2 separate regions of the Homo sapiens genome follow, and region 2 is linked to region 1. A link is a loop called in an ENCODE intact Hi-C map of the cell type or tissue named here. Cell type or tissue: ovary. All regions are shown on one strand. Links, peaks and the distances in the headings refer to the core of each region. The heading gives the core; the rest is flanking DNA. Region 1 has its middle 7.1 kb from the start of MED10. Region 2 holds the start of LINC01018 (long intergenic non-protein coding RNA 1018).

What was found. Hi-C counts contacts between places; a loop is a spot of excess contacts. Peaks named below come from ENCODE experiments on the same cell type or tissue, not always from the same donor. Only the 100,000 strongest peaks of a DNase experiment are listed, where the experiment ranks them.
Region 2: a loop joins it to region 1, with 2.4 times the contacts of the local background. A loop is called at or near these places in 24 of 110 quality-filtered maps.

Annotation. Positions count from the first base shown.
Region 1 is chr5:6,382,918-6,388,294 of GRCh38, forward strand. No RefSeq gene overlaps it. Among named protein-coding and RNA genes, the nearest start is that of MED10, 7.1 kb to the left of the region's middle. In ovary, for the core only: no CTCF peak of the experiment used is centred there; no DNase peak of the experiment used is centred there.
Region 2 is chr5:6,580,018-6,585,394 of GRCh38, forward strand. It overlaps LINC01018 (long intergenic non-protein coding RNA 1018), which reads left to right and starts at 2,119. Exons shown (of 5, transcript NR_024423.2): 1 at 2,119-2,249; 2 at 2,403-2,584; 3 at 3,586-3,784. RefSeq lists silencers at 3,201-3,250, 3,298-3,459. In ovary, for the core only: a CTCF peak has its summit at 3,127 (motif pointing left); no DNase peak of the experiment used is centred there; H3K4me3 peaks cover 1,950 bases; H3K27ac peaks cover 2,237 bases.

The DNA of each region.
Region 1 (5,377 bases), core at 63-5,062:
TAATTTTGAAAGCTTAGAAGATATAAACAATTTTCTAGGAAACTACCAGAAATTAACTTAAGAAAAATAAACAATTAGAATAGTTCCTAGTCTTTCAATAAACTGGCCAGTAGGCAAAAATCTCTTTCAAAGATAGGAGAGACATAAGCTCGGACAGTTTTTTATACTAATTGTTTAAAAATCAAACATTAAAGAACAAATAATTTCAAACTTACCCAGATACATTCAGAGACTAGAAAAAGAAGAAATACATCCCAGCTCATTTTGAAAGAGCAGTATAACTTTTATATGAAAATCATCAAGGACAATACAAGAAAATATAGGTCAATCTTCCTTATGAAAGTAGATACAAAAGTCTTAAGTAAGATATTATCAGAATTAGATCAGTTGTCATGCATCAGGCATCTATTGCTGTATAGCAAACCATGCCAAAACTTAGTGGCGTAAAACAACCTCAGTCCTTCATTTTACCCACAAATCTGCATTGTGGCCTGTGCATGGCGTTCACAGCTTCTCTCTGCTCCATGTCACATGGGCTGGGGTGGCTTCACTGGAGGCTGAAGGACCTGCTTTCACAATGGCTTATTCAGCGGGGCTGTGGGCTGGCGACCACACATCCCCCCCGTGTGGGTGTGTCCCTGGGATTTGGGAGCTTCCTCCCTGATGGTGGCAGGGTGCCAAGAGCACAGAGCTCAGGAGAAGCAGGTGAAAGCAGCACCACCTCTTATGACCTTGCCTGGGAAGTCCCCCGACAGCCAGGGCACATTTAGATCCCCAGGGAGGGAACATAACCTGTCTTCCCGGTGGAAGAAGTAAGAAGTCACATTGATAGAGGAGCAGGTGAGATGAGAACTTGTTGAAGCCGTGAACCCCAAGTATCTGAGACAGACAGGTCTCAGTCAATTTAGGAAGTTTATTTGCCAAAGTTAAAGACACCTGCCTGTCACACAGCCTCAGGAGGTCCTGACAACATGGGCCCAAGGGCACAGCTTGGTTTTATACATTTTAGGGAGACGTGAGACATCAGTCAATATATGTATGTACAGTGGTTCCACCCGGAAAGGCAGGGCAACTAGAAGCAGGGAGGCAGTTTCCAGGTCATAGGTAGGTGAGAGACGAATCGTTGCATTCTTTTGAGTTCCTGATTAGCCTTTCCAAAGGAGGCAATCAGATATGCATTTATCTCAGTGAGCAGAGGGCAACTTTGAATTCTGTCTGTCCTTTGTCCACAGAGAAATTCCTTGTGAGGGAGTTATGTCGCTTTTTAATCTTAGTAGCTACGTTTTTTAGGAACAGAATGGGAGGCAGGTTCGCCCTAAGCAGTTCCCAACTTGGCTTTTCCTTTTGGCTTAGTGATTTTGGGGTCCCAAGATTTATTTTCCTTTCACAAAGCTGTTTTTGAAAAATACAACCTGTCACCCATCACATTGGGAAAAAAGTTATGATCCATTGTGCTTTTCCTAGGATTGCATGAATTATGAAATATCATAAAATCCATTATTATAACAGTCTGTTAAGGATTAAAGGAGATAAAATACCTCAGGTAGATTTTTTAAGTAGACACTGGATATTAATAAAATTGAACCCAAATCATGATTTAAAAATAAAAAAGAGGCTGGGCATGATGGCTTACATTTGTATTCCCAGCACTTTGGGAGGCTGAGGCGGGCAGATCACGAGGTCAACAGATCAAGACCATCCTGGCCAACATAGTGAAACCCCGTCTCTACTAAAAATACAAAAATTAGCTGGGCGTGGAGGCACGCACCTGTAGTCCCAGCTACTCGGGAGGCTGAGGCAGGAGAATCCCTTGAACCTGGGAGGCGGAGGCTGCAGGAGCCAAGATCGCACCACTGCACTCCAGCCTGGCGACGGAGCGAGACTCCATCTCAATAAAATAAAATTACATTAAATTAAATTAAAAAGAAACCTTTGAGAAAACTAAGAATAGAAAAGAACTTTCTAAACCTGATGAAAGATGTTTTATCTACTAAGAACATAGAGAAAGCATTAGACTCAATAATGAAACTTCAGGAACATGTTTGTTAAAGTCCTGGACACAGCCGGAAGCTTCACTGTCGTGTTCTAGGCCTCTCTCCCGGCTGCTGGTGGTTGCTGGCAGTGGTTGCTGTTCCTTGGCTGGCAGAAGCATCCCTCCTCTCCACCTCCAGCTTCACGCGGTGTTGTCCCTGTGTGTGTCTCTGTGGCCAAAATTTCCCCTTTTCATGAGGACGCCAGTCGGGTTGGATTAGAGCCCACCCTGATGACTGGAGTTTTTCACTGAATTACCTCTGTGAAGATGCCATCTCCAAATCAGGTTGCGTTTGGAGGCGCTGGAGGTCAGGACTCCAACATATCTTTTTTGAGGGGATATAACTCAACTGTAACACCCCTCCTTCTCTGCTCAAGACCAGCAGCACTCGTTGTCTGTATTGTGATCGCGGGATGTTTAATTCAGGACCAGGCCATAACGAGCATAATGATGGTGTTAGTCCCTGTGATTAACCATCAGCTACAGTTTCTAAAGCACTCATCTCCCAGTTGTCCACAATGACTACTCCAGTGAAGATTGTTCCCTGCTGAAACAAAAAGCATCCCAAGCCCACTTAAACCTACATTGAGACCGGGCACGGTGGCTCACGCCTGTAATCCCAGCATTTTGGGAGTCCGAGGTAGGCAGATCACGAGGTCAAGAGATCAAGACCATCCTGGCCAACATGGTGAAACCCCCGTCTCTACTAAAAATGCAAAAATTAGCTGGGTGTGGTGGCAGGTGCCTGTAATTCCAGCTACTTAAGAGGCTGAAGCAGGAGAATCGCTTGAACCCAAGAGGCGGAGGTTGCAGTGAGCCGAGATCGCGCCACTGCACTCCAGCCTGGAGACAGAGCGAGACTCCGTCTCAAAAAAAAAAATAAATAAACAAAAAGATAAACAAACAAAAAACCTACATTGAAATTCTTCCTTTTACTCAAACAGCTAAGTAATGGCTGCTTTCCCTTTATTTAGCAACATAATACTGTTGGCTTGTTTATAAGAAACGTTTTAACATTTCAACACTCCAGTCCCCAAATGTAAATGAAATTAGGTTGGAAAATTCCAGTAAGTCAGAAGGTCGGCCTGGTAGGAAGCCGTGTGCAGAAAGCCTACAGAGCATTGCTGACTATACGTTTTGTCGCCTTGTTTTCCCTCCGAAGTCGACATGAGCTGCCCCTAGGAAATTTCCTTACTTCTGATACTTGGTGACCTTGAAATCTGGAGGCTGTTTTTTCCCTTCTTCTTTACCTTTTTTTTTTTTTCATTCACACTATTATCGCTCCATCAGCATCCAAAGCCCTTAGTGGTATCATTTGGAACATGTTTTGCCATTCATTCTAATTTATTCTAAGAGCCAGATTCAGCTTAAGTTTAAAAAAAAAAAATGCAGCTCTCCTACCCAGAGGAAGGAACAGCTGGTTTCTGCTTCTCACTTTGAAGATTTTCAGCACATTAGTAGTTCTAGCAGAAGGGAAGATTTGCAACTCTGTTGTTTGATGATGATGGTGATGATGATGACGGTGATGATGGTGATGGTCATGATCATACTGATGACAATATCTGCCATTTTGGAACATATTTTATAGATTATAGACTGTCTCATTTATTCTTCATAACCCTAAAGGAAGCTACTATAATTTGAACCATATGTGGTCAAAAGAAAGCCAAAAAAGTATCCCTAAATACAGAATTAGGAGACAGAATAATTTCATCTGATAGAAAATGCTGACATTATTTTCCCTCAAGAGCTACATTGACACATGAATGTTCAAATAAATTAGGTTTCCCGTTCATTCTATTAGATTCACATACCAATGAGAGTGCCTGACTTGTGCAATAAAAAAATAGAAATTGTATCTTTTTTTACACTAACAAGCATTGAGAAGCCGTAAGATTTCTCTTCTCTTCTGTTTTCCTTTCTATGCAATATTTGCAGCAATGTGCAGCTCTACCTGGAATTCTGTGTGATGTATGTGATCAAATTTTTAAAAGCAAAAAGATGAGATTACACTAATACAGACTGGCATGTGATCCAATCAGCAAATGGAAGTATGCAGTTGGCTTTCACTATCAGCTTTGTTTTTTTGTTGTTGTTGTTGTTGTTTTGTTGTTTTTTTTTTTTTACAAATTGTCACAAGCTCAAAAGAGAGGGCAGGACAGCATTACAGAAATAGGGATAAGGTAAGACATCTAACTCCTTAGCAGATTATACACACAAGCATAGAAATACAAACTTTTCTAGGCTGCATAGCAACTTCACCCTCCTGGGTCTTTCGGCACACGGTGTAAGCCCTGTTATCTCATAGCGTTTTGTAAAAATTAATGACTTTCAGTTGAAGTCTAAGTTTGTCTTAAACACTCCAAAGAGAAATGAGCTATGCTCAATTTCTCTTCTCACATATGCTCTTCTCATTGTGGATGACCCAGAAAACAAAGTCTTACCTTGCAGAAAATCGTGGTGCACGCAGGCCTGGAACACCTGCTCCGGTTCTGATCAAGAAAGACAGATAACCAGGAGACTGTACAGCAGAAAGCATCTGAAAAAAGCAAAAAGAAAGCGCTTTTTCAGAAAACTAAGTAAGAATATATGAAAATTCTTCATTATGGAGGATGGAAGCTCAGAGGAGACAGGACCAACATCTGCACAACTTTGAACAAATACCTGGCTATTAATACGCAAGACAAGAGAACTGGGCTCACCTCCTTCACTTTCTAGAAGGTGGCTGTAGTTTCGTTAGTCCACGTCCTCTGAGGAGCAGATCCCAGGATGGGATTAAACAAGAACTTTCTTAGAAGAAATACATGTGACAGAAAAAGGGAACCAGCATGGCTGGAAGAACCATCAGAACAAAATGCAGGTCTGATCCCAAAAGAAGGGAGGGAGAGAGGGAGGGAAGGAAGGAGGGAGGGAGGGAGGAAACAAAGGGAGTCTAGAAGCATCTTAGACTGTGGTACAGTCCTAAGGAGAGTTTGGTAAGACCACTGAGAAGCCCCCAAACCAAAATCGCTCACCAGCAGAGTCCCCAGGAATGGACAAACCTTAGCCTTCCTGCATCACTCACTCAGTCATTGGCTGAGCAGCCCATGGAGGCAAAAAGTGCAATAGATTTCAAAGGAGAGCATTAGGGCCCTTGGTTAATTCTGCCCTTACCATCAGATATCTGAAAGATGCATTCTTGTGGGTGCCACATTAGGATAAGCAACAGTAATGATGATGATGATGATGATGATGATGATGATGATGATGCCATTTATTGACAACCTATCCAAAGTCAAGGATTGTACTAGGTATTTTACATATATTAAATATAATTATCAAAAACAATCCTCCCTAGGCTGGGTA
Region 2 (5,377 bases), core at 163-5,162, 200 kb after region 1:
CAAATGTTCTCCCATAGGAGTTAACTTTACTCTTTTTAAGTGCCCTATTTATTTTTAACAAGTAATACACAGATGTGGAACAAAATTTAAAGGTATACAATGTGTTTCCCTCTAATTGCCATCCATGAGGCACTCAGTCTCCTCTCGAGAGATGAGCCCTGGATCAGGCTCCCTGCATGTCTTTCCAGAGAGATCCATGTAAAGTAGACAGACGCCAGAGATTCTGCCCATCCGCGCCTTGCTTTTCTGCATTCACCAAGATATATTAGAAACATGCATCAGCAAATACAGAGCTGCCTGACGCTTTCAGCAAGTGTGCGATGCCATTCCCTTTTGTGGATACATGGTAATTTATTCAATCAGTTCCCTATTAGCAGGTGGTTTCCCATCTTTCACTCTTGCGATGCTGTGTGATTAACTTTGCACATCTGCCTCGAACACTTACCAAAAGATATGTTGGATAAATTCCTGGAAGTACAATTCCTAAGTCAAAAGGTATGAGTGTTTTTAATTTGATAATTATTACCAGCCAGTAGGTTTAATCAATGCATACCCTCATCTGCAATATATGAAGGTACCTGGTCAATACAGCTATGGGAGAAAGCTCATGGTTCAACTTTGCACCCTCTAATGAAATGGGGCATATATCAACATGTTTATTGGCCATTAGTGTATATATATATATATAGATAGATAGATATTTTTACCTCTTTCTCTGTTGATCTTTTTCTGTTTGATTTGGAGGCACTCTTTGTTTATTAAAGAATAAATTAGTCCCTTGATTTGGGATGCCTTTCCTTTTGTTTGTTTGTTTGGTGTTTTTTTTTTTTTTTTGTCATGACTATTTTATGGGTCTTTTTTCATTCAGAAGATTTTTGTGTGGTTGATTTTATTGTTTTTTTAATGTATCTGGGTTTGGGTTCAAAATTTTAAAAGCCTTCCTCACTCCAAGACTGCAAGTCTGCTGACTTGAAATCCCCACACTTCCCCCTCTCACACACACAATGTATAAAATTTAACTCTATTGCAGTTAAACTGCTAAATACTGTCAGCCAAAATTAAGGCTATTGAGGCAGAAATAATTTGAGAAAGGTTTACTGGAAGCCAAATGTGAGGATTGTTCCAGGGTCAGAATAGTTCTATGAGAAAGTTTAGGAGCAGGGAGGGGAGGGCACTCCTTACATTGGAGTTGTCCTTTCCATTGGAGGGTACCAGGGTGTCCCAAAGAGGTTACAATCATTAGCTTCAGATTACAACACAAACACATGCTAAAGCATTCTATCTGCAAGACAACTGGCAAAACTTCATGATTCAGAGACAAATCAGGGCCTGGTGCACTGGTTCATGCTTGTAATCCCAGAGTTTTTCGAGGCTGAGGTGGGGGATCCCTTGAGGCCAGAAGTTTGAGGTTACAGTGAGCTATGATGGTGCCACTGCATTCCAACCTGGGCCACAGCTCAAAGCCCCATTTCCAAAAAATAAATAAGTAAAACAGAAATAAATCAGTGTCTTTTTTCACATTGATCTGTATGTTGACAGTTGGAGAAGGGTACGAGAAGATCTGAGGGATTCACGAGAAGACCCTTTACTCAGGGGACAGGATGCAAACCATGCATCATGAAACCTTCCCCAAGCAGGTAACTCGGAAGGCTGCCAAGTGGGACCTGTAGGCTCTCAGCACCTAGCCGTGGAATGACAGATCCAAGCTGGAAGGGATACGGACAATCCATAGGTCCCACCCGCCTCTTTCAGCAGTGAGAGAATTGAGACACCGTCGGGTGTCTCCTGAGGTCACCCAGCTAACTGGCCCCAAGAAGCACAGGCCCCAGGAAGCCCACCCTTTGTCTCCCCCAGATTCTGACCAACCCCCACATCATCTCCTTGCCTGGTTTCTCTGGGGAACCAGGAAAAGAGCTGAAGAGTAGCTTCTGCTTTATAATGTTCACATTCCATTTCTAGTTGAAATTCAGTTGATTTTTAAATAATGCATCGCCTTAGATTGTGGGTTTTGGCAGGAATTTCAAGATACAGATAAAATTCCAGAGAGTAAAAAAGAGAAACACGTTTACTGCCAATTCCTTTTGAGGGGAATAGAAAAACATATTTTTGAATAAGCTCATCCTGGGTTCAGCTTCCCCTGTGAGAAGGACACATATAACAATAAGAAATTAAGGGTTCGGGAAGGAGAGGGGCCACCCTGTGCTCACCCCCACACAGCCCTGCAGGAAAACCCAGTGAACGGTGCCCAGGTGCCTGGCTGACTCCTGGGCCGGGAGGGGACATGGAGGGACAGTGGCCATCAGGCTCTTTGTGGACACTGGGGATTAACTACTGCTCGTTCTCAGCTCACTGGTGTCCAGCCCATCAATAACCTCATCAATAACCTAACTTTGGTCAATTAGGTTGGAGTCCGAAGGTGACTGATTTGCGGCAAGGTTTTCTCTCTTCCTCTGTAAAGTGGAGTCCTTCATCATTCATCGCAAGTAGACAACTCGCTTCCTAATGCCTCTGCATTAAGGAGCCAGGCGCTGCAGCTCTTTGGTACGTGACCTCAAATAGATTCATGCGTCCTTCTGCTGACACGGTGAGTACCTCCTGGAGTCCAGGACTCAGAGCATGGACACACCCTAACTCCAGCTAGGGGAGGGCGAAGCCACCTGCACCTGGGAGGCTGGCGCTGCCTAAGCGGGTCAGGCAAGTCCTCGCCTTGGAGGGGAGAGTCCTTAGTGATTTTCCCTGGCTCTGCTCCCACCGACGAGACGGACTCAGGAGGGGCGAACGGTATGTGGGGCGGGGACGCTTTGTTCAGATGGCGTCATCAACCCCAGGTCCGTCTGGTCTTTTTTATTCACTGCATATTAAGGTGCGTGCGGCCTGTGGCTGGTCCCTGTCCTGCACACCTGTATGGCCTGGACTAGGCCTGAGCGCCTCAAGGGCCGAGCTGGGTCCTCCCCACCCGCCGGATTCCCCAGCGCCCAGGCTGTCTCCAAAGAATCCCCCCGAGAGCAGGTCCCCGCTTCTCGGGCGTCGGGGCTCGCCGCAGTCACGCTGCACACCCTCCCGGCCTAGGGCGGCGCCGGCCCGGGACTCGCGTGTCTCCCCGCGGCGCCGCGCAGGACCCGGGCCTCGGAGCCCGGCAGCATCCCCTGCTGGCCGCTGGGCTGAGGAGCCGCGGGAGGCGGGGAACGCGGGGCCGCGGGGGCTGGGCGGGCCGGAGTGCGCGGTAGAGGGGGCGGCGCGGCCGGGGTGCGCGGTAGAGGGGGCGGAGCGGCCGGGGTGCGCGGTAAAGATGGGGCGGCGCGGCCGGGGCTCGCCAGCACCAGCCCTGGAACCCCATGGGGGACCTCGACAACAGCGCCTTTGCGGCGTGGGCCCCTTTCTGCAGCTCCTCCACCCGCGCGCTGTCGGCTCCGGGACACTGGGGCTTTGAAGGGCGCCAGTTCCCAGCCGCACCTGCACGCCTAGGAGGGCGCAGGCCGCGTGTCCCTGTGGGAGGAAGGCCCCGGCAACCTGCAAAGACCTCACGTCACAGAAACTTGCGGCGTTTGCCCCCGATGCGCGCGTCAGGTGCTCCGTCCCTTCCAGGTGGCAGAGGAGAGGGAAGGGTCGCGCCTGGTGGGGGCCTGAGAGCCACCGGGCTGCGGTGCGCGAGTGTGGACACCGCCCCGCCTTCTGCGTCTACAGCCCTGGGTTCTGGGACCTTTGGAAACCGCTTTGGACGAAGCTGAGCATCTCTTTCCCCACGCTGACCTCCCCCATAGACTCCGGATGGGAGTAAATGAGGGTAAGGGTGCCGTCACCGCAGGAGGTGGATTTTCTATGCTCCACAAGGCAAAAAATCTGTTAATTTTCTGCAGTTTATGTTATTTTTTCTAAGTTTGTAGTTTCCTCTTCCAAACGTAGAATTTATATTCATAGAACTAGAATTTATATTCTTAATGCAGAATTTATACTCATAATGCTAAATACATATGCTTTTAAACTCTACCCCCTAATAAAAGCACGAGGCAGTCTCTCCCCTGAGGAATTCGACCCCGCCGCACAGCCCCCACTCCGAGGTCACATCGCAGCTGAAAATTTCAGCAGGGAGTGAGGGACTTGTCTTTCCATGATATCATTGGATGTTACCTAACACATATACATATACATCACATATGTCATATGTGATATAGTATGCCCATGATACATGACATATTGATTTGAGAATTAGTTTGACTACCCAGGGAGCCACTCCAGGGCAAGGCCTGTATTTAAGGATGTGGCCAGTATCCAGACTGTGTGTGCTGCAGGGGAGGGCTGTGGTAGACTAGAGGGAAGGACCGAGGGAGGGAAGAAGGGGAAAAGGAAGAGGCAGGGAGTTTTTCCACGAAGCTGTTTCCCTGCAGTTCCCCTTGGTTGGTGAGCCCTGGGGGGCCATGGCCGGTTCCCCGGAACATGCTCGGTCGGCTTCTTCTCTCCAGGCCCAGTCCTCTCTGTGTTCTCCCTGGAAGGGGAAGATGAGAAGATGAGCTGGGGCTTTAATTTTTTCCTAATTATCAAATCTTTAGTCCAAACCACTCTGCCCAGCCTTGGTGATGGGAAGGCCAAGGGTATGGCAACAGTGAGTGTCTCTGTTTCCAGGTTGCAGTGAGGACCTGGAAGGTCAAGAGACAAGGTAGCCCAGCACCTGGCCCTCATGGTATGCAATTTCTGCTTCGGGATGATGAAAAAAAAAAAAATCCCGGGCTCAGTTCCTTCTTGAGGTGCTGGGCTCATAGCTAACCTTGTCTTTTCCCCTCACTGCCGTCACCCAGCCTCCTGTGAACAAAGCATCACAACAGTCAGCATCACAAACCCCCATCAGCCCCGTGCAGTTGCAGTTGTGCTGGACCAGAGCCCATCAGCCTGGCCTTCGGGCTCTCCTCCACAGCGCCCCACCCAGCTGCTCAGGATGGCCATGACCATCTTCCATCTGACGCTGTGTGCTCCCTGCACCTGGCCCCAGGATGCGTGCAATGGGCTAAACTGTGTCCCTCTTGAAATGCATGTGCTGAAGTCCTAATCCTAAGTACCTCAGAATGGGAGCTTATGTGGAGGGAGGGTCTTTACCAAGTTAAATCGAGTTATCAGGGTGAGGCATCAGCCCATATGACTGGTGTCCCTACAGAAAAAGGGAAATGTGGCGACAGACACACACACACACACAAGGAGAACACAGTGTGACCATGAACATGGTCATGGACAAGCCAAGGAGAGAGGCCTGGAACCTGTCCTCCCCACACAGCCCTCAGAGATGACCAGCCCTGCCCACACCTTGACTTTGGACTTCCCACCTCCGGAACAGAGAAACAATCCATCTCGGTTGTTCAAGCCTCTAATTTGTGCTGCTTTGTGATGG